Regions from separate parts of the Homo sapiens genome. Here region 1 is linked to region 2. A link is an interaction called in ENCODE POLR2A ChIA-PET data of the cell type or tissue named here. Cell type or tissue: GM12878. All regions are shown on one strand. Links, peaks and the distances in the headings refer to the core of each region. The heading gives the core; the rest is flanking DNA.

Region 1 (17,032 bases), core at 3,811-11,810, 61 kb after region 2:
ATAGAGGTTTGCATGCTAGAGGTCTTAGTCCATTTTATGTTGCTGTAACATTATCTGAGACTGGGTAGTTTATAAAGAAAAGAGGTTTATTTAGCTTACAGTTTTACAGGCTGGGAAGTTCGAGGGCACGGCCCTGGTGTCTGGTGAGGGCTTTTGTGCTGCATCATAACATGGTGGAGAAGGTGGAAGGGGAAGTGGACATGTGCAAAGAGAGGCAAAACCCAAGTGATGCCCTGGCTTCGTAACAACCCCGCTCAAGGGAACTAATCCATTCCCACGAGAAGTGACTCGGGCTTGCCAGAATGAGAACTCAGTCACTGCCTCGAGAATGGCACCAAGCCATTCGTGAGGGACCCACCCTCATGACTCAGACAACTTCCACTAGGCTCCACTTCCCAGCACCACCATGTTGAGGATCAAATTTCAACAAGATTTGGTGAGGACAGACCGAAACCATAGCAGCGCATAACTTTAGCGTTAGAGTTCTTTCTGAACATATTTTAGGATGTGGTTTTTAGAAGAACACGTCAGTTGCTAGTGAAGTTTCTTAACTGAAATGAGGGAGTTGCTGGTTCTTGAAATTTCTGCTGCTCCTTATGATGCGAAGTGGAGGTAAAATTGATTTCTGGGGAGTCTAGGGGAAATGTAAGCACTCTGACCACATAAACAAAGGATTTTGTGAAAATAAATCTTATATGCCTTGGAACCTTTAAATGGGGTTGAGGGAATGAGACTTGAAGACAAGTGGATTCTGATGAAAGAGGCCAGTGGCAAATGTGTATTTAAAAAAAAATGCATTTTTTTGCAGGTACCAGAGTGAATCCTAGCTTTGTCCTTTGCTAACTTTGGCCAGTTACTTAACTTTATTGGTTTTCTTACCTTTAAAATGGGGATAATGAGAATTTCAACCTTCTTGAGTCCTTGTGAATATTAAATGAGATGTGTGTGCAAAGCACCAGAAAAGCATTAGGCACACAGAACTTTTTTTTTTTTTTTTTTTTTGAGATGGAGTCTCGCTTTGTCACCCAGACTGTTCAGTGGCGCACTTTCGGCTCGCTGAAACCTCTGCCTCCCGGGTTCAAGCAGTTCTCCCTGCCTCAGCCTCCTGAGTAGCTGGAATTACAGGCGCATGCCACCACGCCCGGCTAATTTTTATATTTTACATAGAGATGAGGTTTCACCATGTTGGCACCATGTTGGCCAGGCTGGTCTCGAACTCCTGAACTCAGGTGATGTGCCTTCATCGGCCTTCCAAAGTGCTGGAGCTGATATTATAGACATGAGCCACTGTGCCCGGCTGGCACACAAAATTTTATAAATGGTACCTGTTTTTAATAGCCAGTGTTTAAGATTCATGAAACAAAAGTGTGCCTAAACACGCTCTCAACGAATGCTATGCCACTGTTGTGAAGACATGGGAGAGAGCTGGAGCTGTGACAGCAGAGATCCCACAGCGAATAAAGTGGCAGAACCAGAATCTGAACTGGCTTTTGGCTGTTGTCATGCTTTCTTCTGTGCAGAGCAGGAGTGTGATGAATTAAGGCTCACAGGGCTACCAGGAAGAGGTTTTTTGTTTGTTTGTTTGTTTTTTTGACAGAGGTTTAGCAAAGATGGCTTTTAGGATTTAATTTGTCCTATATCTCCCACCTTGAAGAAAAAGGTTCATAGCTACTCTTCATATTCTCATTGCTGAAATTATCAGCACGAGTAGGGTACACATGCCTTGCTGTATATCTTTGTGTTAATATGGGGCCAGTCACACCCCCTAGGTGCATATAAACAGGGACATTCAGTGAAAGTGAACAGCATATGTCTTCTTCCTGTCCCTGTGTGTTATTTTGCAGTTTTTCTACAGAGGAATTGGAGGTTGGCATTTGAGCCAATGGTCCCCATTCCCATAGCTGTGGTAGATGTTGCTAATTGATCACAGAGCTTTTTGCTACTGAAGCCTGAACGAGGTCTTAGAATCATTTTCAATAGTTGGTCTGGGAGAGGACTTTTGTGCCATCTCTGTGCCTATAATAAGGCAGATTAACCAACCTTCGAAAATAGCATGAGAAAGAGAGGTGTATCCAAGTGGCTACTGTATTCTTGGAAATAGGTGTGCTGCTACATGGGCAATTTTTAAGGTTTGCTTGTCCATAAAATTGATTTGAACTTATATTTGACTCACATTTGTTTATTCAGAAAAAAAAATCCAGTCTCTTGATGGTGGTTACATCATATTTTAATTGGTAAGATCCACTAATGGAGGTATAGGGATCTAAATTCACTTGCTTATTTTTCCTTCAAAGCCCAGGGGTTTTGCATCAGATTATGGCGCTTGTAGGAGTGTTTATATTCCGAAGTGACACCTTTCTGAATTCTTAGCTATTTAAGTAAGTGTTAAGAATGGGCTTGGTGACAGCAGTTTTTAAAACTGTGATTGACTTATTGGATCTTTTCCCTCTGTTGTTTATACCTGACAGAGTATCTTATGTTTGTTCTGAATAAGTTGATTGTTACCTTTAGGGTAGCTTGTTTCTCAAAATTTGAGTGGTCCTCTGATCAGTGTTATTTTTGATAAGGAAATTGAAGAGTAGGCATGAAAGGTGAAAGGAATTCATTTGCAAAGCTGACATCAGATAAATTTTAGGTGCTTGGTAACATACCAAGTACTCGGATGACATCAGGTAATCCCGTATTTGTTTCCTGTATATGAGTTTTTCCACCTCAAGATTCCTTTTGATGTTGAGCCTTTGCTTAATGAATGTGAAATGTCTATAGAGCTCTCTGTTCAATATGGTAGCCACCAGCCACCTGTGGCTAGTAAACACTTCAAGTATGGCATGTCTAAATTGAGATGTGCTTCAAGTGTAAAATATACACCAGATTTCAAAGACAAATGAAAAAAGAATGTGAAATATCTCATTAAAACTTTTCATTGACTGCCTATTAAAATGATATTTTAGATATATTAAGTAGAAAATGCCATTGAAATTACTGTCACTTGTTTCCTTTTACTGTTTCATGTGACTACCATAAAATTTTAAATTACACATGTGGCTCGCATTTGTAGCTCGCATTGTATTTTTATCGGACGGCACTGGTCTAGAGAGCTCTTTCCAACCTTTTCTCACCTTCCAGAAGAGCATTTCACAGCTGTAATCCCCTGTGTGACATTGATTACCTGTTTTCTCTTCCCTACCCCTTCAAAATGTAGGGCTAAGAGAAACTCTTGTAATTGATGGAGAAGGTTGTCTCCTAGAAGATACTGCCTCTGGGATATTCCGGGTATGTTAGGATAGCAGGTTAGGGTCATTTAGCTTTGTGTGCCTGTTTACCCATCTGTGAAATGGGTTTAACAGTCCCTGCTCTGTGAGGTTGTTGGAGGAGTAAATGAGGTAAACCATGTAAGGCATTTGGCACAGGCCTTGGCATCTAGGGAGCACTTGAAAATAAAAGCCGTTGTTATTATTTTACCAGCTCATGAGTAGACATTTAGCAGAGTTCCTGGCATTGATTTCTCCCTCTCCTAGTTCCTGTTGGTGCTACATCGTGGGACCTGTGTGGGTTGCAGACTGGTCCCTGCTACCTAGAAAATCCAGGAACAACATCTCGCTTGAGCTCCTGCTCAGCAATTTGAAAGGTAGAAGGGAACTTGGAGATTTTCAGAGATTGCACACGGCCTGCGGAAGCTTCTTGACAGACTGATATAATCCATTGCAGCAATCAGCCCCTGGTGCCTGATGAAAGAGCTTTATAATTTCATGTATTTCATGAATAGCCAAGCTCATTTAGGATCCAAGCTGTGGACTCCAGGGTATTACCAGTGGTCCAGGCTTTAATACAGCTGTGGATTTATTTGACCAGTTGGATTGGGTGGTGGTCTCTGCATCTGAGTAGTGTAGAGACATCCAAAATCCCCTCTTGGGATGTTTGGTTCCTTTCTCCAACAGAATGCTAAAATGGGTGGCTTTTCCAAGTAAGGTGAATATTCTCTACTCTCCAGCCTGCTACTTAATTTGGAAATTAAAATGTGGAGAATGTGAGAGGCAGACAGGACATACCCATCTGAGAAAACAGTTAGGTCTGCCCAGAAGGGCTTCTAGCTTGGATCCCATTGAGTCCATGTGCATCCACAGGCCAAGGAAATGGGCAGTGGTGGCTAATGGCTAGGGAGGGATGCAAAGGCACAGCTGGGAAAACCCCATCCCTGTTTAATTGTTTTTGAGGTTCCCCCGATGGAAATACTTCCTTCCCAGGGAATGTTTGGCAGGGTGGACACATGCCCTTTGTTTGGTGCAGGTGATAAGAATCTGGGTTTCAGTGGTAAGTTCTTTTACGAGGGATAAACAAGGATGTTAAAGTCTTGCAGTTAGTGTGTTGAAGGGGCGCTGGAGGATCCTCAGGCCCCATCTCGAGCCTTGGAAACTCAGGGGAGGGCTTCTGAGAGCAGCCTGTGAGTGTCCACATGGGAGTGGGAACAAAAAGAGTTCCCTGAGGACTAGCTAATACCCTCCAGCAGAGCCAGACTTCAGAGTGACTCTGAAAGAGACTAGTCCTTCAGACCTTTCTGTTCACACGGAACTTTGGCCAAGTTATCTCTTGCTACGTTATCAAGGCAAACCCTTTCTAGGGAGTGCTGTGATCACCTGCATCTGCCTCTAGCGACAGCTCCCTCTCCCCGTGTCCCTTCATGGGGTCTGGGAGTTTTACTCTTGTGTAGTATTTTCCACTGAAAGCCCCAAGGGAAGAACATCTCCTTCACCAGGGGTGAGGGAGGGCATCCTGAAATTCTGCTGCTATTCCGACACGTGTTTTTTACAATGTGGCTAACACAAACCATTTTTTGAGCACCTACTGTGAGCATGAGCTGGTAAAATAAAATAACTTCATCTTAGGGGCTGGACACACTTTATCTGTAATTCATCCTTGCATTTTCCAGGTGTAAAAGTTGAGGTTTTGCTAAGTTAAGAAATTTGCCCTGTATCACGTAACTTGGAAAGCGGCGAAAGCCAGGCTTCTGACTCCAAAGCCAGTGCTCTTCTTTCTAACAGTGTGGTGTTTCTGTTCATACATGGATACCATCTACGCGCAGCTTGTGAATTGCACTTATTGGATTGAATTTTGGGTACTTTAAGAGCTGAGTTCTGAAAAGGAGAAAGGCCAGGTGAGCGAGGACAGAAGGCTAACTTAGACTGATATCTTCATTTTCTGGCACTTGGCCACTGTAGGGATACATGGAGTAGGGTGAAGTCTTTGTATACACAGCTGACCCTCGAACAACATGGGTTTGAACTGTGTGGGTCCACTTATACATGGATTTTTTCTTCAATAAATGTCTTAGAAGATTTTTTGGAGATTTGTGACAATTTTTAAAAAATCACACATCAACCATGTAGCTGAGAAATATTGAAAAAAATAAAAAATATGTCATAAATGCATAAGATGCATGTAGATACTAGTCTGTTAATGTGTTAACTGATGGTTTATGTTATTAGTAAGGCTTGTGGTCAACAGTAGGCTATTAGTAAAGCTCCTGGGGAGTCCAGAGTTGTACTCTGAGCCAGGCACGGTGGAACCTGTAATCCCAGCTACTCTGGAGGCTGAGGCAGGAGGATTGTCGGAGCCCAGGAGTTTGCAGCCAGTCTGGGCAACATGGCGAGACCCTATCTCAAACAAACAAAATTAAAAAACAAACAACAGTTATACTCAGATTTTCGACCGTGCAGGAGTCAATACCCTTAACCCTTGAGTCGTTCAAGGGTCAACTCTATTCTGATTTTTTTTTTTTTTTTTTGAGACGGAGTCTTGCTCTGTCTCCAGGCTGGAATGTAGTGGCGTGATCTCAGCTCACTGCAACCTCTGCCTCCCAGGTTCAAGAGATTCTCCTGCCTCAGCTAATTTTTGTATTTTTAGTAGAGACGGCGTTTCACCATGTGGGCCAGGATGGTGTCCATCTCTTGACCTTGTGATGTGCCCGCCTCAGCCTCCTAAAGTGCTGGGATTATAGGCGTGAGCCAATGCGCCCGGCCATCTGATTTATGGTTGATAAAATACTATAATGTATTTTAAACTTAGTAAGTGTTACATATGTTAATAAAAGTAAGGGAAAAAAACCTAACTGGGTAAGTGTGTTTTATTCCTGTGGCTAAGAATAAAATAAAAGGACTTAACGATTATTATTTTCTTTTGGCTGCAGAAACCCTTCAGTAGATCTTCTTAAGTTACCTTGGGTAACAGGATATAATTATACCCTTGGTCTGCAGAGGGCATGTTAGCAAGGTACTGTGTGATTTGTACTGGTTTCTGGAGGTTTTGGAGTAGTTACAGGGAAGTAATGTCTTGATGGAGAGAAAATATTTGTGTTTCCCTCATTGGCATGTTAGTCCTAGAGCATAGCAGACATGCCTTCTTGCTTTCTGACTTTTCAAAGCCTGGGCTTGGTCCATTCTGATGTTTTTCTCAATGGTATTTTTTTGTACCCATCTATAGCCAAGGAAGCAGCCATGTAGCCAGGGATGAATTTTAAACTTCTCTGGAGGTGGATACTCCTTGAATAATGAATCCCATCTCACTGTGCTCTCAGTTAGTTCTAGCCTGGAGGAGGCGTTGTAAATCTAGTCGTTAATTCCCCCAGAGAAAGTTGCCAGGGTTTGTTTTTGTCTTTCTTTCATGCCACACCTGTTAATTAGTTCCAGACACTAGCTAATCAGACTCAAGTGTAAAAGCTCTGGGGTAAGAAGGAAGGTCAAATCAGCGGTCTTTCTCCACACACAACAGAAGCCCTGGTTTTAGTAGCAAGGTTTCATGGCATCCTTTTCCCCACCTTAGTTCCCTGACTCTGCATTTGATTCATTTCTGAGTGCAGGCTGTGCGTAGCTCTGGGGCTTTTTGTCTTCTGTGGTGTTAGGTTTGTGCTTCTCAGTTTTAGAGCGTGTGGCCACGAGAATGTGAGAGGGGGAGCAGGGCAGAGTTAATGAGAGAACCCATGGTTGCTTCTTTTTTTCTTTTTTTTTTTTTTTTTTATGAGACAGTCTCGCTCTGTCCCCCAGGCTGGAGCGCAGTGGCACAATCTCGGCTCCCTGCAACCTCTGCTTCCCAGGTTCAAGTGATTCTCATGCCTCAGTCTCCCAAGTAGCTGGAATTAGAGGCACGCGCCACCACGCCCAGCTAATTTTTATATTTTTAGTAGAGACAGGATTCCACCACGTTGGCCAGGCTGGTCTCGAACTCCTGACCTTAAGTGATCTGCTCACCTCAGCCTCCCAAAATGCTGGGATTACAGGTATGAGCCTGTACCTGGCATATAGGTCCTTCTTTATCTTGGCATGTACTGTACTCTTATTTTATTTTGTTTTGTTTTATTTTTATTTTTATTTTTTTGAGACAGAGTCTTGCTCTAACACCCAGGCTGGAGTGCAGTGGCGTGATCTCCCCTCATTGCAACCTCCCCCTACTGGGCTCAAGCCATCCTCCCATCTCAGCCTCCCGCATAACTGGTACTACAGACGTGTACCACCATGCCCGGCTGATTTCTGTATTTTTTGTAGAGACAGGGTTTTGCCATGTTGCCCAGGCCGGTCTCAAACTCCTGGTCTCAAGTGATCCACTCGCCTTGGCCTCTCAAAGTGCTGGGATTACAGGGTGTGAGCCACTGCACCTGGCCCTTATTTTGTTTTATTTATTAATTTTTTGGTGCTGGGAATGCTGAGTATATCATATATTCATACATGTCATTATATCTAAATGATAAAAATCACAAGAGTAGCAACCACATGTAGCCAAAGTGGAAAGCTGTCCAGTACATTCTTTTTCGTCCTGGCACAACTCTGAGATTGATGCTGTTTCTCTAGGGGGGAATGGGGACAGCATGAGATAGAACAATTTATCCGAAGTGGCGAGTGCAGCCAGGACGTAGCCTGATAGGAACCCAGAAGCCTTTGCCTATGTTTGATAAGAGTGGAATTCATGTTAACTTTAACCATGTATTCTGTGTTTGTTGGGATGCTGTGAAGGGAAGGATGACCAGGCTCACTCTTGGGTCCAGCTGTTGACTTCTGGACCTTCCTGTTTCCAGGCTGTAGATACAGAAATGAATGCCTGAGATGTCCAGTGGGACGTTATGATTTTTAACTATTAGGGAGTTTCCTCTTGTACATTATTGCAAGGAAGATAATGGATTCAAGTCAACTGTTAGTGGAAACGCCATGTGTTAGCACTTTGCTTCGGGTTTTGGGGGTTCAAAAAATGTGTGCAAAAAGTCCCTAAAGCAATGTGTTGCAGTGTAAGACTGAAGCTAATAACATGCTGAAATACTGATTCAGATCCCAAGTGTTCAGGAGCGATAGAATAATGAGATAAGATACCTTCCTACGGGTATCCTGGCTGGTATTTTATGTACACAATGAAGTGAACACAAAGTGAACAGAGGCAATAATGAGCATACGGTGGTTGACCATGAGGCAAATGGGCTTATTCCTAGAGATGAATCATGCATGTCTGGGACTTGGACCCATATCTGCCTTGTATCTTAGGTGCTTCCTCATGGTATAAAGCCATTAGTGACTGCTAGCTGGCAGATGGGCCCTGCAGAGATTTGAGAGGCTTGGGAGCCAATGTTGATACGCATGGGAGCCAATGCTGGATGCATTGACTGGCCCCTGAACGCAAGGCTGAGGCATTGTCCATGGAGACTGAGCACAGGGAAGGGCTCAGTGGCTTCCTTACAGTGGTCTTGTAAACTATAGTGTCTCTGTGCTTGCTGGTCATGGACTAGCTTTGTGTCCTCAGGCCCCAGTACATCTATAAGATGGGATGATGATCCCTGTCTCATAGAGCTGATGGAAGAATTGGATGCGGATGTAAGTAAAGCACTGGTCCCTAGCAAACACATGATTATTGTTGTTTTTATTGTACTGCTATTATTTTTGCCTGCCTAGCATCTCTTTTAACATTCTTTGCTAATAGGACCTTTGCTACTCTTTGGGTATTGATCTCCTCTCCTCTCTGTGTTCTTGATGGGATCATCTGCTGATTAAGGAGCTCTGTCCACACCTTTTTGAGGGTGGTAAAAAACTCAGGCTGGGCTCGATACACCTTTTCTCCCTAGAATTGGCATCTTGAGCCACGTGACATGAAGACATCCTCATCTTTCTCAATTCCTGCTCCCTGAAGCTCAGAGCCACTCTGATCCTTGCCCTTTCAAAGCTGGATTGTTTGGTTCTTGGTTGGTGTCTCTGAGATGTCCAAGGTTCTCTCAATACATTCTTTTAATGCCTACGTTAACCAAGGGTTGATTTGGGTCATTTTCAATCAAAGGGCACCAATATCAGCTGGAAGTACACAGAAGGATAGATAACTAGATGTGTTGAGAAGGACAGGAACCTTCTCCCCTGCCTGCCAAAAATAATCCTTTAATAGTGGTTTCATTTCTTTGTTTGGTTTTTCGAGTTCATTCATTTTGAGCTTTTTATCTTCGGGAATCTGAGGACTTTTATTTTGGTGCTAGGGACAGCCTCTCTGGAGGAGACATGCTGATAACACTTAGCCTTAACTGCTTCTCTTGATTTTATTTGTAAATTAGAATCCTAAGGATCTGTAAGGAAATGAGTAAAACTTAATTGTACAACATTTAGAGCCTGAATTAAAAATAATAATAAAAAGAGTCTATAATGGTAAGAGGCCCTGGAGGATGAGATGAATGCTGAGCTGTGTGTCTGGGCATGTATTTTGTCCACACCTAATCCTTTCTGTCATGTTTTAACTACTCCTTAGAGTGGAGGTCAGCAGTGTCTGATTACCTCCAGAGTTCCTCTCTCTTATCGTATCTTGTCCCTCGCTCCATTTCCTTTTCTGGCATTATTGGACAGCAAGTGTTACAACTTAAAATCAATACGAAGCAATTTCATTTGTTTATAACTATGAAGATGAGCGCTTCCAGCAGAGCACTGTACTTTCAAGTAAAGTTTAGGTTTTTTTTTTTTTTTCTACTTTTTCTGTCTGGTGCCCAAAATGCATTAATTTTTCATTGTACGAGTTTGCTTATGTTATCCCGCTTTGATCTAAGGCCTTGTTACCATCATCATCTCTTTAAAACTGGGATTGTTGGCATCTGAATCATTTTTGTGTTTTGTAGGTCCTTAGTAATCACAGCTCCATTGAGTTTGTCCAGCCCTCACACGGAATCTTATTAAAAATGCAGCATCTCTGCCTGCCCCAGACCAATGGAATCAGAATTTGTGTTTCAGCAAGATCGCCAGGTGACTTGGTACATGTTGGAGTTTGAAGACTGCTCTGTGTTTGAATGGGATGTCATTCTAATCTCCACGTTTCTTCATAAATTTTTCACTAATTATTGAAGTATAGCAAATGTTCGTTACAGAAAATAGGGGAATTCAGCTGGGTGTGGTGGTTCACGCCTGTAATCCCAGCACTTTGGGAGGCTGAGGTGGGCAGATTGCTTGAGCTCAGGAGTTCCAGACCAGCCTGGCCAACATGGCAAAACCCCATCTGTATTAAAAATACAAAAATTAGCCTGGTCTGATGTCTGGCACCTGTAGTCCCAGCTACTTGGGAGGCTGAGGCAGGAGGATCACTTGAACCTGGGAGGCAGAGGTAGCAGTGAGCCAAGATTGCGCCACTGCACTCCAGCCTGGGCAACAGAGGGAGACCCTGTCTCAAAAAAAAAAAAAAAAAAGAAAAAGGAAGAAAAGAAAATAGGGGAATAATTCATATAGGTACGTGGAGGAAAATGGCAATCTTCTGTAAATCATCTGTAACCTCAACACGCAGTCTTATGACTTGCCATTTGGTACTATAGCCATTGGGTGGGTTGTTGATTCATTCTAAAAAACAATATTAGAGGCTGGTGTGGTGGCTCCCACCTAAATCCCAGCACTTTGGGAGGCTGAGGAGGGCGGATTGCTTGAGCTCAGGTGTTGGACACCAGCCTGGGCAACATGGCAAAACCCTGTCTCTACAAAAAAAGTACAAAAATTAGCCAGGTGTGGTTCCGTGTGCCTATAGTCCCAGCTACTTGGGAGGCTGAGGTGGGAGGATGGCTTCAGCCCAGGAGGCAAAGGTTGCAGGGAGCTGAGATGGTGCCACCACACTCCAGCCTGGGCAACAGAGCCAGACCGTGTCTCAAAAGAAAACAATATTAGGACAATATTGCAAATATTAAAACATCTTTTATTCAGCATGCAGTTTGATTCTTAGGAGATGAATGATGAAGATCCAAGTTCTGTTTTGGTCAGTGGCACAAAATTCTTGAAGAAACCTTCTTTTCTCTCAAACCTGTTTCATTTGTTGGGGACCTACTGTGTGCCAGGTGCTGCTGCCTACCTTGGGGAACCGTCTAGTTGGTAATCACAGTGGAATATGAAAAGACACTGATTGGGCTATTGGATTATAACATGAATTTTTAGTGAAGCCTCTGGACGGTTGAGACAAAGGAAATTATTAATGCATTTTGTTTTCTGCTTTTTCTTTTTTATTTTTTGCCTTGTTTTGCTAGTATGGATTTTGATTTAATTGCTACTTTAATTGCTTTCATTGGGTGATAGATTCCTCTGATTGAGTAGACCTTTTCCATCCCCAAATATCTAGGAGTTGAAACTTAAGGTCAGGAAGGACAAGTTCTTCAGTGGGAAATAAAAAAAAAAAAGGTGGTTGTCTTGGCAGCGGAAGCTTGCTAATTACACTGCCAGTTGTAGTATCTATTTATGATGGAGGCACTGGGGACCCAATTAGCAGGTCATTTTCATGTAAAAGTTTGGGATTGGACTCTCGTGTATGAAGATGATATGGCAACCAGTGAGCACCTTCCCAGTGCAGGGGAATTGAAGGTGGTTTTAGATCTCATTGCCTTGGATCTCCACAGGTCACTGATAGGAAACTAAAGCTTGACTGTTCCTTCTGTTCGTTTGCACCACCAGTTTCTAAAGTTATCTTGTCTGCAGGGCCAACATTACTGAAAAGTTGCTACTTTTGAGAGCCTGACTTCCTGGGAAGGAACTGGTCATAGTGATGAGACCAATAGGGTTGTGAGAATTTGCAAACTGGAAACATAGGGATGGGAAAGGCAGTGGGACCAGGAGGGCATTGACACATCCCTTCGGTCTGGATGTCCCATTTGTTTCGGGGCTGCCTCCCAGAAACAATCTACTTGGCTTCTTTGACTAACATTGATTTGGAAATGCTAGAGCATCATCAGACAGACTGGGCTACCGTGTTCTCTCCCTGTTTATTCCTTATCATTTGTAGACCTCGTGTTACCCAGGTATTTCTGTGCCCAGATATATGTGTCTGCTTCCAGCTCTCTGCCCACATGTAGGACACAGAGCAGGTGTGACTCACCTGGTGGATGCCAAGAACAGGGGAGTCTGTGATGGCCCATTGCAGGGGCCACTGTTACGGGGGATGGGGGTAGTGTTCTGACTCCTTTTTATGTTACTCACAGCAGAAATTAAGGGCCTATGGTGACAGTATACACAGTCTTGATGTTAGTTTATTTGTAGCACTGATGGCAAATATCTCCCTACATTATTGTGTAAAATAGAAATGTAGAAAGCAAACAGGCATGCTGTGTATAAAGGGCTTTTAACAGGGAACTTGTAGCTATCACTTATAATTTGTCCTTAAATTGTTAAATTTTGAAATAATTTCAGATTTCTAGAAAACTTACAAAATTGTACAAAGGATTTCTGTGTCCCCTTCTCAGGTTCTCCAAATGTTAAGTTGATCACATTTGTTTTTTCTCTCTATGCACATACACTCTTTCTGTCAGACTCATTTTCTCTCAAACACACACTTTTTTTTTTCTGAGCAGTTTAAGTTGCAGCCGTGATGTTTCTTTACCTTTAAAGACTTGAAGATGTGTTTCCTCAAAACAGGGACTTTCTCTTGCTTAAGTATAATACAGTCATCAACATCAGAAAACCAACTCAGATACATTCTGTTATGTAATTACAGACCTTATTCAAATTTAGTTAATTATCCCACTAATGTCTTTTATTTAATAGGAAACAATAAAGTTTTTCATTTTATCTTATTTTATTTTATTATTTTTTTTAAGACAGGGTCTTACTTTGTCATCCAGGCTGGAGTCCAGTGGCACAATCATAGCTCACTGCAGCCTCAACCACCTGGGCTCAAGCAATCCTCCCACCTCAGCCTCTTGAGTAGCCAGGACTACAGGTGCACACCACCATGTCCAGCTAGTTTTTAAAATTTATATTTGTAGAGGTGGCCTTACTGTGTTGCCCAGGCTGGTCTCAGACTCCTGGGCTTAAGTGATCCTTCCATCTTGGCCTCACAAAGTGTTGGAATTCCAGGCATGAGCCACTGCAGCTGTCCCATTTTTTTTTTTTAAACTTTTTTTCTGGTCCAGGATCCAAATCCATGATCACCGTGTTACATTGGGTTGTCTTGTCGCTTTAAAAAGTCTTCTTAAATTAGGAACTTTCTCTTTCATGACCCTGCCCCTTCAAGAGTACAGACCACTTAATTTTGTAGACTCTCCCTCACTTTGGATTTGTGTGATGCTTCCTGTGGTTAGATTCAGGTTATTATTTGCTTTTTATTACAGTTATGCGTCCTGTTTCTGAAAGGAGGCATGGAGAGCTCGTTTCAACTCTTTTTGATCTGGTACTCTTACTGCAGGGAGAAAGTTTTGAACATATACCCCTATTATACATACTTTCCTAAATTACAGTTGTACTCTTATACTGATGTTATATCTATCATAAAACATTCCAGAAATACAAAATTTAAGGATAATTTTTTTTTTTTTATCTTGAGACAGAGTCTTGCCCTGTTGCCCAGGCCGGAGTGATGTTGGCTCACTGCAACCTCCACCTCTTGAGTTCAGGCAATTCTCATGCCTCAGCCTCTGGAGCAGTGATGTGATGTTGGCTCACTGCAACCTCCACCTCCTGAGTTCAGGCAATTCTCATGCCTCAGCCTCTGGAGCAGCTGGGACTACAGGCCTGCACCACCACTCCCTGCTAATTTTTTGTATTGTAGTAGAGACAAGGTTTCACCATGTTGTCCAGGCTGGTCTCAGACTCCTGAGCGCAGATAGTCCGCCTGCCTTGACCTCCCAAAGTGCTGGGATTACAGGAATGAGCCGCCGCGCCCGGCCCTAGGAGGGATAAATATTCATTAACATTCATATATATGAAAAAAATATATACACACACATACTCATATATGCATCCGTGTATATGTATGCATAGATGCTCTGTTGTTTTCTTCAAGTAGCACAGTGCTGGAGACTTCTGCAACAAACAGCAGTTGTAGTCACCTCTCTACAGGGAGGAAGAATTCATAGCATGCTAAGTTGGGATTTATTGATCTCTCCATAGCTTATAGGATTTCCTGTAAAACAGGGGTCAGCAAATCATAGCCTGGGACCACCCAGTCTGGCCCACTGCCTATTCTGTACAGCTAGCAAGCTAAGAATATTTTGCTACATTTTTAATTGTTGAAAATAATTAAAAATAATATTATTTTGAGACGGACATAATTATATGACTTTCAAATTTCAGGTCCATAAGTAAAGTTTTCTTGAAATACCCATGCCCATATTTTATTGAAATAGCCGTATCTGTTTTTTTATGAACAGCACCACAATGGAAGAATGCTGTGTAGCCTGCATGCCTAAAATATTTATTATATGGCCTGTTACAGAAAAAGGCTGCCAACTCTTACTCTAATACCATCTCATTAAGGAAACTATCACTTGTTGAATGATATGTTCCAGGTCCTGAACTTAGCACTTTGCATATATTAATTTAATCTTTGCCCCAAACCCATGAGATACAAGGGTCTTCTCAGATATCTGCTTCTAAGATACTGTCTCTGCCATAGAAGTGAGAAAACTTTGAGGCTCACAGAAAAATTTCCCCCAGTTACACAACTGGCCAGTGGCAGGGCTAGGATTTGAAAGCAGTTCTTTTCCATTTTGGTTGTTGGTGACTCAAAGTCATTCTGAACTTTCAGAATTCAGGTGGTTGATGGGGTGGGGTGGGGGTGTCAGTATGCGTAGCTCAGGCCACTAGACTGGTCTGCGTGTCAGGATGGCCTTGTCCGTTGCTGTATGCTTAGCACATGGGGACACGTGGCAGCTGCTTAGTGAAGAGTTGTCGGGTGGATGGATGAGTGGATGGGTAGATGGGTGGATGGATAGGTGGATAGTGGACAGCTGGATGGATGGATAGATGATGCCTAAACTCAGCATGGAAAATGAAAGTCGAATATGGATGTGTAGTCAGGGTCAGTTACTAGACTAGATTTATAGAAAACAGCCACTCACATTTGGCTAGAGCAAGAGACCCACAGTTTAGGGAATCTGTGGTGAGAAGTTGAGGAGTTAGGCCAGAGATGATGCTAGGAGCCAGAGGGTTTCAGACTGATGCTTTCCGAGACACGTGGTAAGTGGTGACTCAGGATGACACAGCTCTTTGGAAATGCCTAGAGCTTGTGTCCGTGTACCATTGGGCACAATCCTTCTCAGGATGGCATCATCTTCTATTTCAGAATGAGATGGATGGGCCAGGAGCATGGCAGCATCTACTCCTGGAGTAGGCATTGTTGGCATTTATTTTTTTCTTTAATCAAAAAAAAAAAAAAAATAGGCTGGGTGCGGTGGCTCACGCCTGTAATCCCAGCACTTTGGGAGGCTGAGGTGGGCGGATCACTTGAGGTCAGGAGTTCAAGACGACCCTGGCCAACATGGCCAAACCCCGTCTCTATTAAAAAATATATAAAAATTAGCTGGCGTAGTGGCACGCACCTGTAACCACAGCTACTTGGGAGGCTGAGGCAGGAGAATCGCTTGAACCTGGGAGGTGGAGATTGTGGTGAGCCAAGATCGTGCCACTGCACTCCAGCCTGGGCAACAGAGCAAGACTCCATCTCAAAAAAAAAAAGTATAATACATAAATACGTTTTTTTCTTAGAACATTTCAACTAAGGCTTACATCTGTTGACTACTTCCCTCTTGTCCTGCTGCCCTAGAGTATGAAGAGATTTGAATAGGTTTACAAAAGTATATTTATAGAAATACATAGATTATTTTTACATGAATAATATGCTGTATTTATCATTGTATTGCTTGTTTTTTTCATTTGGTAATAGTTTAAAAAATACTTGATTGTTGACCCCTAATACATTTAGCATAGTCTTTTTAGTTACAGTATAGTATTCTATTGTTGAAAATATGTTGCAGAGGTGCCATATGCAGTGGCTCATGCCTGTAATCCCAGCACTTTGGGATGCCAGATCACTCGAGGTCAGGAGTTCAAGACCAGCCTGGCCAACATGATGAAATACCATGTCTATTAAAAATACAAAAATTAGCCAGGTATGATGGTGCATGCCTGTAATCCCAGCTATTTGAGAGGCTGAGGTGAGAGAATTGCTTGAGCCTGTGGGAAGTGGAGTGAAACCTCCACTGGGCAACAGAGCAAGACCCTGTCCCAAAAAAAGAAATGCTGCAAATGTAATTAGGCATTCTCCTGCTGATGGCCATTAAGGCCACTTCACAGAAAACAGTCTTTATATGTACCTCCTTGTGCACATTTGCCAGTATTTGTTTAGGGTCAATACAGAGATTTGGAACTGTTGGATCATAGGATAATAGAAACGAGGGTCTTGGCTAGCCCTCCCCTTCTTATGGTACTGGATACCCGAGGGCAAGATTCAGTCTCCATTAGCTGGTCCTCTTAGCTTTTCTTCTTGTGGATGCTATTTGTTTTTCTTTCTTTTTTTGGAGATTGAGAGGGCACAGGGATGAGCTTGCTGTGATAATTGCAGGCCAAGTTTGTATGAATCCAGGACCTCCTATCTGCTGTGTCACTGGGCCTGCAATGGGTTTTCTTCCCTCTGTTGTTAAGGGACAGATAAGATGTAATTGCCTTAATGCTGAATTGCCTTTCAGCAGGAGGGAAAAGGGACCAGTGGCTTCTCCTTCTCTAGGCCAGTGGCATGGAAAGGAGATGAAGAAGGAGTAGGAAGAGGAGAGGGCAGTGAGGTGTGTAGAGGA
Region 2 (13,905 bases), core at 2,687-10,686:
GAAGAAAGGAATTAATCTGAAGAACAGATTTGTAGAGGGACAATGCAGGGAAAGAGGGAGAACACAAGTGGACAAATGATTCCAATATGACTGAGTGACTTTCCCTGTGTCACCAAGTTATTCCAAGTCTAATCCCCTGTATTTCTTTCTTCTTTCTGCAAAAGTAGAGAAGGCATCACTGTAGTTAAGCTATCTCCATGAACTTGCCAAGGTTACTGACAAGGTTTGGATCTATCCCCACCCAAATCTCTTGTTCAATTGTAATCCCCAGTGTTGGAGGTGGGGCCTGGTAGGGGTGATTGGATCATGGTGGATCCTTCATGGATGATTTAACACTATCCCCTTGGTGCTGTTTTGTGATAAAGGGTCTCATGAGATTTGCGTGTTTAAAAGTGTGTAACACCTCCCCCTCCACACCCTCTTGCTCCTGCTCCAGTCATGTGACATGCCTGCTTCCCTTCTTTGCCTTCAGTCATGATTGTAAGTTTCCTGAGGCCTCCCCAGAAGCAGAGGCTGCTATGCTTCCTGTACAGCCTACAGAACTGTGAGCCAATTAAACCTCTTTTCTTTATAAATTACCCAGTCCCACGTATTTCTTCATAGTAGTGTGAGAACAGACTAATACAGTTACTAACCTCTTCTTCCAAGGCATCTACTTTTACTCTATCCATTCCTTCATTACTTTCGGTTTGTTTGTTTCATAATGTATTTTCCCCCTGCTAGACTTGAGCTTTAAGTTGCTGTTTTTCTTACCAATGTCTTGAAGACAAAAGATTGTGACAAAAGACACCCTTTTGATGACAAGGACTCAGTTTCGGTTTTCTTAAACAGAAAGGAGCCACAGGGTTGGCAAGATATACAAGAAAAATATTCCCTTTTCCTAGTGTTCCTTTCACCTAGGAGTACTCACAGCCAACATCAGACTGGGCTCCCAACATTACAACTCTTCAGTGACACCTACTCAAAGCCACTTTTCCCAGTGAGGATCCCATAGCACCCATGAGACTGGATCAGAAGCAGCTGCATTAGAACTTCCTCTAAGACAGTAATTCTCACCTCTAGGTGCAATTAGAATCACCTGGGGAGCTTTAAGAAGAAAACCCAAAGCCCACATTATGCCCCTGATCAATTATAGCAGAATTTCTGGAGTTGTGACCTAAGCAATAGTATGGTTTAAAGCTCTCCTAGTGATTCTAATGTGGTTGAGAACAACTTTCCTAAATAATGTGTAACTTCATTATTAAAATATCACTTTCAAAAAGTAAAATCATGACTCTTATGCAAATATAAAACATATATGCCAAATTTATTCAGTTCATCAATAAGTGAGCCAGTAATATGGCAAAACCACCCTCAAAGAGCGTTTCAGGAGCTAAATATTTACAAGCAATGGGTCGGGCACAGTGGCTCATGCCTGTAATCCCAGCACTTTAGGAGGCCCAGGCGGGCAGATAATGAGGTCAGGAGATCGAGACCATCCTGGCTAACACAGTGAAACCCCGTCTCTACTAAAAATACAAAAAATTAGCCGGGCATGGTAGCGGGTGCCTATAGTCCCAGCTACTTGGGAGGCTGAGGCAGGAGAATGGCGTGAACCTGGGAGGTGGAGCTTGCAGTGAGCCGAGATTGTACCACTGCACTCCAGCCTGGGCGACAGAGTGAGACTCCTTCTAAAAATATATATATATATATACACACATATATATATGCAATATTAGCTTAAGGTGGTTGTTTTGATACAAAACTAGTTAATGTCACTCTCCAAAGCAAGCCACAGATTCACTGCAATTCCTATCAAAATCCCAATGGTAGTTTTTGAAGAAATGAAAAAGGTCAATGGGATTGCAGTGGACCCTGAATTGTGATTGATATGGAATTACAAGGGGCTCCGAATAGGCAAAATCATCTTTAAAAAGCAGAACAAAGTTGCAGGACTCAAACTTGCTGATTCAAAATCTTACTATAAAACTACAGTAATCAGAACAGTACGGGACTGGCATAAGTATAGACATATATATCAAGAGAATTGAATAGAAAGTCCAGAAATAAACCCATTCATCCATAGTCAATTGATTTTTTACAAGTATGCCAAGACCATTTAATGAGGCAAGAACAGTCTTTTCAACAAATGGTGCTGGGACAATTGATTATCCACATGCAAAATGAAGTTGAACCCTTCTTATCACATACCATATACAAACACCTCAAAATGGATCAAAGACCTAAATGTAAAAACTAAAACTATAAAACTATAAAACTTAGAAGAAATCATAGGAGTACATCTTCATGACTTGGATTTGACAGTGGTTTCTTAGATATAACACCAAAAGCAAAAGCAACAAAATTAAAAAACAGATAAATTTGACTTAATCAAGTGTGAGAAGACAACCAACAGAATGGGGGAAAATATTTGTGGATCATAGATCCGATAATGGTTTAATATCCAGAATATACAAAGAATTCCTACAATTCAACAACAAAAAGACAAACAACCCAATTTTAAAATGACAAAGGACTTAAACATTTCTCCAACAAAGACATACAAATGGCCAAGAAGCACATAAAAAGATGCTCAATGTCATTAGTCATTAGAGAAAAGCAAATTACAACCACAGTGAGATAATACTGCACACCGACAAAGTTGGTCATAACCAAAAAAAAAGGAGGTGAAAGAGTAAGTATTGGCAAAGACGTAAAGAAATTGAAATCTCCATACATACATTGCTGGTTAGAATGTACAATGGTATAGTTGCTATGGAAAACGGTTTGGTGCGTCCTCAAAAAATTAAGCATTGACTACAGGACCAGCAATTCCACTCCTAGGTAAATACCCAAAAGAATTGAAAACAGGCATTCAAACATATACTTGAATGCTCATAGTATCACTGTTCACAATAGCCAAAAGGTAGAAATAACCTAAATGTCCATCAACAGATGAATGCATCAACACAATGTAGTATACACATAGAGTGGAATATTATTCAGCCCTAAAAATGAATAAAGTACTGATACATACTACAGCCAACACAAAGGAGCCTTAAAAACATTATGCTAGATGAAAGAAGCCAGATACAAAAGGTCACATATTATATGATTCTATTTATATAAACCATCTAGAATAAGCAAATCCATAGAGACAGAAATCAGATTAGTGGTTTCCAAGGTCCAAGTGGATGGTGGGATAGGGAGTGACTGCTTAATGGGTATAGGATTTCAGGATTTCCTTTTAGAGTGATGAAGATATTTTAGAACTAGATACAGGTGGTGGTCAAACACATCGCAAAAATGATGAAAATGTTTCAGAACTAGATACAGGTGGTGGTCAAACACATGGCAAAAATGATGTAAATGTTTCAGAACTAGATACAGGTGGTGGTCAAACAACATCACGAAAATATGAAATGCCACTAAATTGTATACTTTAAAATAGTCCATGAGGCCAGACACAGTGGCTCACACCTATAATCCTAGCACTTTGAGAGGCAGAGGTGGGAGGATTGCTTAGGCCCAGGAGTTCGAGACCCGCCTGGCAACATAGGAAGCCCCTGAATCCACAAAAAAAAAAAAATTTTTTTTTCAGACAGGGTCTCGCTCTGTCGCCCAGGCTGGAATGCAGCGGTGAGATCTCAGCTCACTGCAAGCTCCACCTCCCAGGTTCACACCATTCTCCTGCGTCAGCCTCCTGAGTAGCTGGGACTACAGGTGCCCGCCACCATGGCTGGCTAATTTTTTTGTATTTTTAGTAGAGACGGGGTTTCACCATGTTAGCCAGGATGGTCTTGATCTCCTAACCTCGTGATCCGCCCACCTCGGCCTCCCAAAGTGCTGCCATTACAGATGTCAGCCACTGCGCCCAGCCAAAAAAAAATTTTTTTTTAATTAGCCAGGCATGGTAGTGAGCACCTGTGGTCCCAGCTACTCAGGAGGCTAAGGTGAGAGGATTGGGAGGTCAGGGCTGCAGTAATGATTGCACCACTGCACCCCAGCCTGGGGGACAGAGCAAGACTCTGTCTCTAAATTAATTAATAAATTAAATTTTCAAATAAAATGGTTAATGATTAATTTATGTTATATTAATTTTACCCCATTTTTAAAAAGAACTGGTTAATGTCCAATGAGGCCATAATTTGTAACCCTTGGAGTTATGTGTTCCACCTGATAGAAACTAATTTCATCTGGCTAAACCCTTTCAGACAAAAAAATCTACAAGTTTACCTTTGCCCCTATGAGTTGCGAAATAGCCCTGACAAAAGAAAGTTAACCCAGCACTGTACTGAAAGAACAGCCAGTAACCTCTTCCCTATTTCCAAGTTTTAGGTATTTTTTTCTGACATCATATAGAGTCCAAATTACCAGTTCAGATTTCACTCTTACTGAGGGTTACTTTCACCATTGAAGTGAGCTCCCTTTTGTTTTTTTTTTTTAAAAGTCAGTTGGTCTTATTCAGGGCTATCTCAGTCCATTAGAAATGTACTTAAACTAGAAAGGGAATGTATTGGGATCTAGATTTCTTTATTCCCTGAAGATTTCTGGGAATGTATGCAAATTTTCCCACCTTTTCCTGGCAATCAACAAGCCTTCTGTGTGTGGATCTATCTACTTATCCATAGCATTGTATTAGTCTGTTCTCACACTGCTGATAAAGACATACCTGAGATTGGGTAATTTATACATGAAAAGGGGTTTAATGGACTTACAGTTCCATGTGGCTGGGGAAGCCTCACAATCATGCTGGAAGCCAATGAGGAGCAAGTCACATCCTATGTGGATGGCGGCAGGCAAAGAGAGAGAGCTTGCACAGGGAAACTCCCATTTTTTAAAACCATCAGATCTCGTGAGAGTTATTCACCACATGAGAAAAGCATGGGAAAGACCCACCCCCATGATTCAGTTATCTCCTACCAGGTCCCTCCCACATGTGGGAATTATGAGAGCTACAAGTGAGATTTGGGTGGGGACACAGAGCCAAACCATATCAAGCATGTATTTTTGTATGCAACAATGAGTAAGAAATAAGTATCATTCACTCTGCCTGCAGAGCTGGATTCTCAGCCTTTTACAAGCAAAACCAAACAGAAAATTCTACAAAACTATTTCACCAAAATATTGGGGAAGAACAGTGTAAAGAAACAAGAGAGAGGCCAGGTGCGGTGGCTCACGCCTGTAATCCCAGCACTTTGGGAGGCCAAGGAGGGCGGATTACCTGAGGTCAGGAGTTCAAGACCAGCCTGGCCAGCATGGTGAAACCCCATCTCTACTAAAAATACAAAAATTGACCAGATGTGGCGGTGCCCACCCTTAATCCCAGCTACTCAGGAGGCTGAGGCAGGAGAATCACTTGAACCCAGGAGGTAGAGATTGCAGTGAGCTGAGATCATGCCACTGCACCCCAGCCTGGGCGACAGAGTAAGACTCTGTCCCAAAAAAAAAAAAAAAAAAAAAAAAAAGCGAGAGAGAGAGATGGAGAACTCACAAGAGCATGCAGACCCTGGAGCACTTTTGTGTAGCACTTCAATTTTTTTCTTTCTTTTTTGAGACCAAGTTGCTCTGTCGCCCAGGCTGTAGTGTAGTGGCACGATCTCAGTTCACTGCAACCTCTGCCTCGCAGGTTGAAGCAATTCTCCTGCTTCAGCTTCCCAAGTAGCTATAATTACAGGCCTGTGCCACCACACCCGGCTAATTTTCTTGTATTTTTCGTAGAGACAGGGTTTCACCGTGTTAGCCAGAATGGTCTCTATCTCCTGACCTTGTGATCCGCCCACCTCAGCCTCCCAAAGTGCTGGGATTACAGGCATGAGCCACCGTGCCCGGCCAGCACTTCAATTTTTACTAAATATTTTGGGGGTAACAGAACCCTTTTAGAGTTTAAAGAAAGCTGAAGATATCTTCTGCAGGAAAACACACATAGATACATAAACGCAAAATGTCGCAGATAATTTCAAATGATTTTGTGCCTCCAGAAAGGTTTCCAGGTAAAGAATTCCTATTCTGCGTCCCCCAAAACCAGCAGAAATGGCCAGAGTAAACAGTTTAAAAATGTTCCATGGGATCTGACTAACCCACGTGTAGACAAAGTCTCCAGTCTATAGGTTTCATCTTTTTGAAAAGAACCATAGAATATATAAAATTGCTCCCTTTCTTGGTAGGTTCCTGATATAAGGAAATCAAGTTGTTAACAGAGAAGAAATTGTCAAAGAAGAAAACTTCTTCATAGACCTGCTTTTTGGACTTCTGTTATTTTAACTAATTAGCCAACCACTGTTAAAAGACATTCATTTCGGAAAACTTATTTATTTTGGTCTGCCACATTTATTTGCTTAGTGTCACTCTTATGTACATGGATTACTGGTTAATGAAGTCTAGAACAGCCATATTCAGCATGCATTTCAGTATTAGGCTGAAAATGCAATAAATTTTCTATATCAACTTCTAACTGAAATTAATCATCTTCACTTTCTTCTCAGCTTGAATACTTTTTATGGGCCTTTCTGCTCCTCCCACTCACAAACTCATTAGTTTCACCTGCTAATTTACTTTTTAATTATTTATCTCTGCCATACTGCCCCAGTAGTATTCAGTGGTTCTTAGTAAACCTTGGACTATTTCAGGAAAAAAAAAAAAAAAACTGTCGGAATGGTATTTTTTTTTATAGGAGTCTAAAGTTAAAAATAAGATTTACTTTGCATGCACCATTAAAGGTGATAAATCTTCAAGCTTCAGTTAAGAACATAACAGCATCAAATGTCAGGGAAATTCCTTCTTTATGCCACGTATTTTATAATGAAGTTTAACATAGAATTTAAGGTATTTCTTTTTAAAATGTCACAGAGTTGATGAGCAATCAACTCTTGAAAGATGAAGAAAGAGCTGTGAAACCAGGACTTGTAATTAATTGCTATGCACCAGTACCCAGTGTGGGGTTTTACATCAAACATCTCTTCTCTTTGGGCCAGGGTTCATTCTGACTGGTCAGGCCCCTTGTTCTGATTGGTTGAATGCCTGGGGTGACAACTGTATTCCTGTTTGCATGGGACTTCCCCAGTTTTAGCACTGAAAGTCTAGCCTCCCCTTTTAGTTCCAGGAAAAGTGAGACAGTTACCTCTTTCAACAAAACTCAATGTTACTAATTTAAAAACACCCCAAGTTCACATTTTGTAAATAGTTGTCTCTCTTCAGATTTGTAATACACTCCAGAAAAACATTTTTTAATATACTCAATTTAAAACACATTTAAGACCAGAATGGAAATTACATGAGTATTATGTCAGAAAAGTCTGGTAGCAGAAAGACTAATTTGCATTGGCATTTATAATAGAGAAAATTTACATATTGTGAAATTAAAAGTAAAGATTTTTTTAAAGTATATATGGAAATCTGCCTAAAATATGTTAATCTGAGAATAGTGAAGAATAGAATTGCTTCTACAGCTGAGATTTGTTATTGTTTTTATATTTGAATTGTATTTATTGGAATAAGTATATGAAGTACAAAAGTTCAAAAGAAACAAAAAGTACACATACAATGAAACGTCTCCCACATTTTCTAGACAACCACACAAACAGTTGTTATTTCTAATATTTCTGTCCAGAAATATTCTATGCAAAAAAAGTAAATAAATGGAATTTTTACAGAGTAAAATGATAATTACTAAGATGAAGTTGGAGGAGGAGACCTAACTTGGTGCCACAGCTGGAAAAGGCCTGCCCTGTGGGCTGACTGCAGAGTTGAACGGTAGGTGTTAGTCAAACTAGAAAGACCAGAAAGAACAAAGGCACGGGGTAGAGGCAGCTTGGAGCATTCAGGGAACTGTAAGCAGTTCAGAAGGGTCAGAGCTAAGGGGACAAAAACAGTGGGGACAGTGGGAGATTAATGTGGAGAGACAGGCAGGGCCAGCAAATATGCTTTCTTTCAGTATGAAAGCGCAAGTTTCGTCTTAAATTAGTGTGAACCAAAGAAAAGCAGATTAAGTCTCTACCAGGAGTCCAAAAACAAAAAAAAAAATACAGTAAAAGGCAGTTCTCTTGTTGCCAAGCCTAGTTTGGTCCAACTGCTGGATAATGTGTTAATGACACACTGTGGAGGAGGGGGAAGGTATCCACATAGAAGACAAAACTGAGTATTCTCCAAGACTGATGTCCATCTCTATTAAGTGAATCATAAGCAAGGCTCTGACAAAGGTAGATATTAGGGGAAATTATTTTAGCAAGAATGCTTACTTCCCCCTAAACTGCCTTGACAAGCTCTGAAGGTCATTAGATCACTGGGAAGTACTGCTTTTTAAAACACTCATCAGCCCTGCCTCCTGCAATCATAGTGCAGCCGATGTCATAGCTGTGAGCTTTTAGAAGGCTTTCTCTATGGCTGAAACACTATGGGAGAACCTTAAGAAACACTGTCCTCACTAGCGCATTCCCTCTGCATGTCCATGGACTTCTGGCAACTGTAAACATATTTCTGTTGCTGAGCCAATAAATAGGAACTCTTTTTCTAGAGAGAATGACTTGCACCATTGCATAGTAATTTCTAAGAAATAAAAGAAAGAAATTTCAATCAGTGCAAGACAGGAGTTCCCTTACCTGGCTCTATATTAGAATCGTCTTGAGAACTTAAAAGAGAAAAAAAAGATTCTGACCTTGACTTACCAAGTCAAAAAGAGGGATTGGTGATAAAGGAGTCATCTTTTAAAAAAAAAAATACCTCTGGGATTATTTATACTGATCAACCAGATCTGGGAGATTTCATCTGCTAATCCAGAATGGGGCAGAGTCTTCAAACAATCTTTTGTAATCATAAAACTCGTATCAAATGAGCCTGACTGCATTGAGACTGTTGAAAGGTTTCTAATGACAGGTTGTAAGACTCTTTAACTCCCTGGCAATTTGTTAGTCTCCGTAACAGAGGAAATGGCCAGTGGAGAAGAAAGTCCTTATAGAAACCCATTGGTGATGGGTCATTTAACCATATTGGTGTACCTTAATGCAGTAGATGTGTTCCAGAAAAAAGAGTGAATAAATCAAATTTTTATAAATGGAATTTTTTTTTTAAGTATATGAAGAGCCTTAGAGATTTAAAGGGTTCTTCAGGGGCCTTTTTCAAATCAGCGCTTTATTTTAAAAGTAATACATGCTCGGGGTTAAAAAAAAAATTCACACACAATAGAGAAAAAAGTAATGAGATGTAATAGTCACTTCTTCTCCTTCCAACTCCTCCCACATAATAAACTTAACCCTTACTTGTTTCCCAGCCATTTTCACTGCATATTCCTTGATGATTTTATAAAACCTGTTTGTTATTTTTTTCTCTATCAAAGCATTATAGACACCACCCGTTAGGAAATACAGAGCCCCCTCATTCTTGCAATGGCAGAATGGATGTACCATGATATGTAATATCTATGGTCTATGTAACTATTCCTCTTCTTACAGAAATTTAGGTGATTTCTTCTCTCTCTGTTTCTCTCTCTCTCTCTCTCTCTGTCACACACACACACACACACACACACACACACACACCCCATCCTGGTAAATATATCCTTAGAAATATATCTTTTTATATTTTATATATATTTATATATAATATATATTTATATATTTTTTTATATTTATATATTTATTTATATTTATATATTTTTATATTTTATATATTGTAGATATATATAATTAAATAATATATAATAATATATATGTTATTATATGTATATAGAATATATAAATAATATGTAATATATATAAATAAATATATATGTAAATATATATATAGGATAATATATAGAATACCTATAGAATAATTTCCCAGGAGTAAAATTGCTGGGTAAGAGTATGTGCATGTCAAATTTGGCAGGCATTCTCAAAGCATATTCTCCAAAAAAGTATACCAACTTCCAATCCCAACAACAGTGTGTGACATTCCCTACATTCCCACTTCCTCATCCCCTCTCTATATTATCATATGCTTCATCTTGGTCAGTCTTATCAATGAAAATGGTATCTCAGCTGAGCATGGTGGCTCATGCCTGCAATCCCAGTACTTTGGGAGGCCAAGGTGGGAGGATCGCTTAAGGCCAGGATTTTGAGACCAGCCTGGGCAACACAGGGAGACTCCTGTTTCTATAAAAATTTTAAAAATACTAGTCAGGTGTGGTGGTTCACACCTGTGGTCCTAGCCACTTGGGAGGCTGAGGTGGGAGGACGGCTTGAGCCCAGGGCGTCAAGGCTGCAGTGGGCCGTAATTACACTGCTGCACTCCAGCCTGGGTGGCAGAGCGAGACCCTGTCTCAAAAAAACAAAAAAGGAAAATGTATCTCATTCTTATTTTAACTGATACTGATTTTTCGTGGAGGCTGGGTATATTTTCCTGTTTTTTGGCCACTTGGATTCTATTGAGAATTCTTTTGCAAAGCAGAGAATCATTATTCAGAGTGATCCTTCAGCTGCCATGATTTATCCCTTTCTAAGTTTGGGTTGTCACGAATCAGCCAAAACGTCATTTCTGGTGGACAACCATGCACAGGTCACCCTGATTTCGAAAAAGCCATCATTTGGTTCTGCTCCAGTCCCATTTCTATACTTTGCTTTGCTGCCAAGAGGTTGATTCTTATTTCCTCCCCGCCCACACCTTCCTCATTTCCCTGAGTTCTGGCATCTGTCCCCAGCACTCTAACAAACATGTGTTCTGGAAGGTCACCAAGGGTCTCTTTATTGCTAAACCCCTTGACCTCTGCTCTGTCCTCATTCTCCTCCATTTGTCAGAGGCACATACAGGGCCCTACTGCTGTCTAACCTCTCTGGGCCTCAGCTACATCATGAGATACTAAGAAGAATACCCTTTCTGTCTCATATTCGTTGGGAGTTTTAAGTGAAAAATACTAAACTGCTTTGTAAACTGTAAAATCTACATAAGTACAACTTGTTATTATTGTTCATCTGGACTCCTGTGGTTCCCAGGACAGGGTTAAGCTTAGAGAAGATACTTCTTATTGATCAGCTACTGAGGTTAGTTCTTAGTTCTCCATCTCTCTTTAAAGAGATTTTTATTGAGTACCTACTGTGTGCCAAGCAGCATGAGGGGTGGAAAAAGCAGTAATCACTTTTGGGAAACCGCTATTGAGTGCTGACAATGCACCCAGACTGTGCCTAGTAGCCCACAGGGATAACGATGTTCAACCCGTATATCAAGTCTCAGAGACAAGTATTATCTTTTACATCTGTTTTTTTTGTTTGTTTTGTTTCAGAGACAGGTTCTTGCTCTGTTACCCAGGCTGAAGTACAGTGGTACTATCACAGCTCACTGCAGCCTCAAACTCCTGGGCTCTAGCAATCCTTCTGCCTCTCCCTCTTGAGTACCTGGGACTACAGGCTGTGCCAATACACCTGGCTAATTTTTTTAATTTTTTGTAGAGATGGGGTCTCACTATGTTGTCAGGCTGGTCTCAAAGTCCTGTGCTCAAGAGATCCTCCCACCTCACCCTTCCAAAGCACTGAGATTACAGGTGTGAGCCAACAAGCCCAGCCTACCTCTGTTTTAAAGATAGCAATCTGAGACCTAGAGAGTTGAAGTAATTTACCCAAAGTTACACAGCTAGTAAAGATGGAAGCTGGGATTTGAACCCAAGTCTTTATGACTGCTCTATATAATGCTCATTACATATTACAGCCACCTGCCTTACATGGCTGTAGGGAGACAAGGCTGGCTGTCCAAATCAGAACGAGATGAACTCCTTTTGAACAAATAAGTGAGACAATGTAGATGCTTGATGCGAGCCTGTAGATGTAGATGAGATAAGTAGGTATTTAATAAAGGTAGACTCTTACTAACTCCAGGATCAAGAATGTCAAGATGTGTAACTCAGCTACAAGCAGGCTCTCGGCAGGATTGACATGAGCAGCTCATAGGCCTCAGGGGCACATTGGTTTTCCAGGTGAGCACAACAGCGGGCAGTGCATGATGATTAGTCTATGCCACAACCAATTACCTATTTCCTCCTTCTGCCACAGGGGTCCGTAACCACTCCTGTTTTATTCACTGATTTTATGCCTCTTGCTGGAGGGAACAACAAGGGATCAGGTGTCATACTTCAGTCCTGAGCCAGAAGAAAGGTCCCTGCAGCCAGAGAGAGCAGTCTGCTTCCTTTGGAGAGGAACAGAAGCACTCCAGTATGTGGATCGCATTGTCTCGAAAAAGCCACCCAGAATTTGGAATTCCAAGTCATTCTGTAGATTGATCAGGTAAGTCAAAAAGACACCAAGTTCCTTGGTAAGTCAGCATTCCAGAAAATGAAAAAATTACCTACTCAGAGCTAAATGGTTCCGTCAGAAAATACACATGAACCCACAGGACACAAATCTAAGTTCTATTATGAAAATTACTACTGCTGCCATTTCTCACCCAATCTAAGACAACGTCATTTGCAAAACATGCCACTTTTCAATGTACTCCTAAGAAAAAATGCTGCCAATTAAACTGTGCCATGCCACCATTTGTAAGATGCACCCTCATTTTGGAAGAGACTAACACATGAAAAGATAGGTGTGTCGAAATTGATAAAATTGGTAATAGTAAGAACAACTAAAATGTTATTGTCTGCTACCTACTGGACAGTCTTCCAGGTGCTTTGTACACCTTATCTTATTCAATCTTAAGTACCTGTGAGGGAGGCATGACTCTCTGTCTTTCACAGATGAGGACGCAGAGGCCTAGAAACATCTGCGCCAAACACGCAAGATCACAGAAGTGTTCCTGGAATCCAGATCTGTCCATCCACGCCCAAGTGATCTCTCTGTCACCCCCCCACATAGGTTTGGGAAAGGTAAGTGTGTTCTTTGGAATGCCCAGTGGGCAATGTGGAGTCACTGAGGCTGAGTCGGAGAAGGAGCGTCGGTGGGAAAGGTGCCCAGAGCTGCCACCTGCCAAACAAACCTGGGACGTGGTGCAGAAGACGTCTGGCTCCATGAATAGTTTCACCAAGGTCATCTAACATCAAAGAACATGAGAAAAATTCCGGACAAGTTCTGGCATGTGGTTTACCAACAGGCCATTATTAATCTCAAGCAGCGAGCTGAGATAGCGGACGTGACAGCAAGCACAGTGGGTGGACAGGACTCCACTGGCCAGCCCCAACTTTACAGAATGTGGCTTAATTCTGGAATCTAGGAGAATCCATAGACCAAGGCTGGCTGGCCAAATCTGAACCAGAAGAGCACCTCTTGAGCACCTTCTCTGAGAAACCTCCAATGAATGCTCAAAAAACACTTGTTATAATCATATGCTCTTCTATCATTAAATGCCTACACTCAGGAAATGGACCCCGGCAGGAAGTCATAACAAGAAAGGGTCACAGTCTGATAAAAAAGTCAGTCCCCTAGCTGCCCCATTCCATCCAAGCCAGTTTGTCTCAGAAGAAAACACCTGGATGTTTTTACGAGGAAAAATAACTTTTTCATTAGTAAGGGACAGCAATGTCCTCTGGCAATACTCTCAATGGACATGTCTTAGGACTCACCTGAGGAATTGCGTTAAAAATATGGATATCTGCACCCTCTTCCTCCATACCCAAATCATCTAGCATTTTAATTTTTTTAAAAGTGCTTTAGGTGATTCTTCTAATTCAGGAAGTTTGGAAAACCCTACCCTGCAAGCAGTTCTTGTTTTTTTGTTTGTTTTTTGTTTGTTTTTCTTTTAGACAGAGTCTCACTCTGTTGCCAGGCTAGCATGCAGTGGTGCAATCTTGGCTCACTGCAACCTCCACCTCCTGGGTTCAAGCGATTCTCCTGCCTCAGCCTCCCGAGTAGCTGGGACTACAGGTGTGCACCACCATGCTCAGCTAATTGTGTTTTGTTTTTGTTTTTTGGTTTTTGGTTTTTTTTTTTTTTGAGACAGAGTCTAGCTCTGTCGCCCAGGCTGGAGTGC

Evidence for each region. ChIA-PET counts read pairs that join two places held together with the same protein. Peaks named below come from ENCODE experiments on the same cell type or tissue, not always from the same donor. Only the 100,000 strongest peaks of a DNase experiment are listed, where the experiment ranks them.
Region 1: POLR2A ChIA-PET joins it to region 2 with 5 read pairs; 1 of 35 experiments calls an interaction of 5 or more read pairs at or near these places.

Annotation. Positions count from the first base shown.
Region 1 is chr3:61,574,618-61,591,649 of GRCh38, forward strand. All of the region lies in intron 1 of PTPRG (protein tyrosine phosphatase receptor type G), which reads left to right. Among named protein-coding and RNA genes, the nearest start is that of PTPRG, 22 kb to the left of the region's middle. In GM12878, for the core only: no CTCF peak of the experiment used is centred there; a DNase peak (open chromatin) is centred at 6,873.
Region 2 is chr3:61,514,497-61,528,401 of GRCh38, forward strand. No RefSeq gene overlaps it. Among named protein-coding and RNA genes, the nearest start is that of PTPRG, 40 kb to the right of the region's middle. RefSeq lists an enhancer at 7,962-8,041. In GM12878, for the core only: no CTCF peak of the experiment used is centred there; DNase peaks (open chromatin) are centred at 4,322 and 6,965.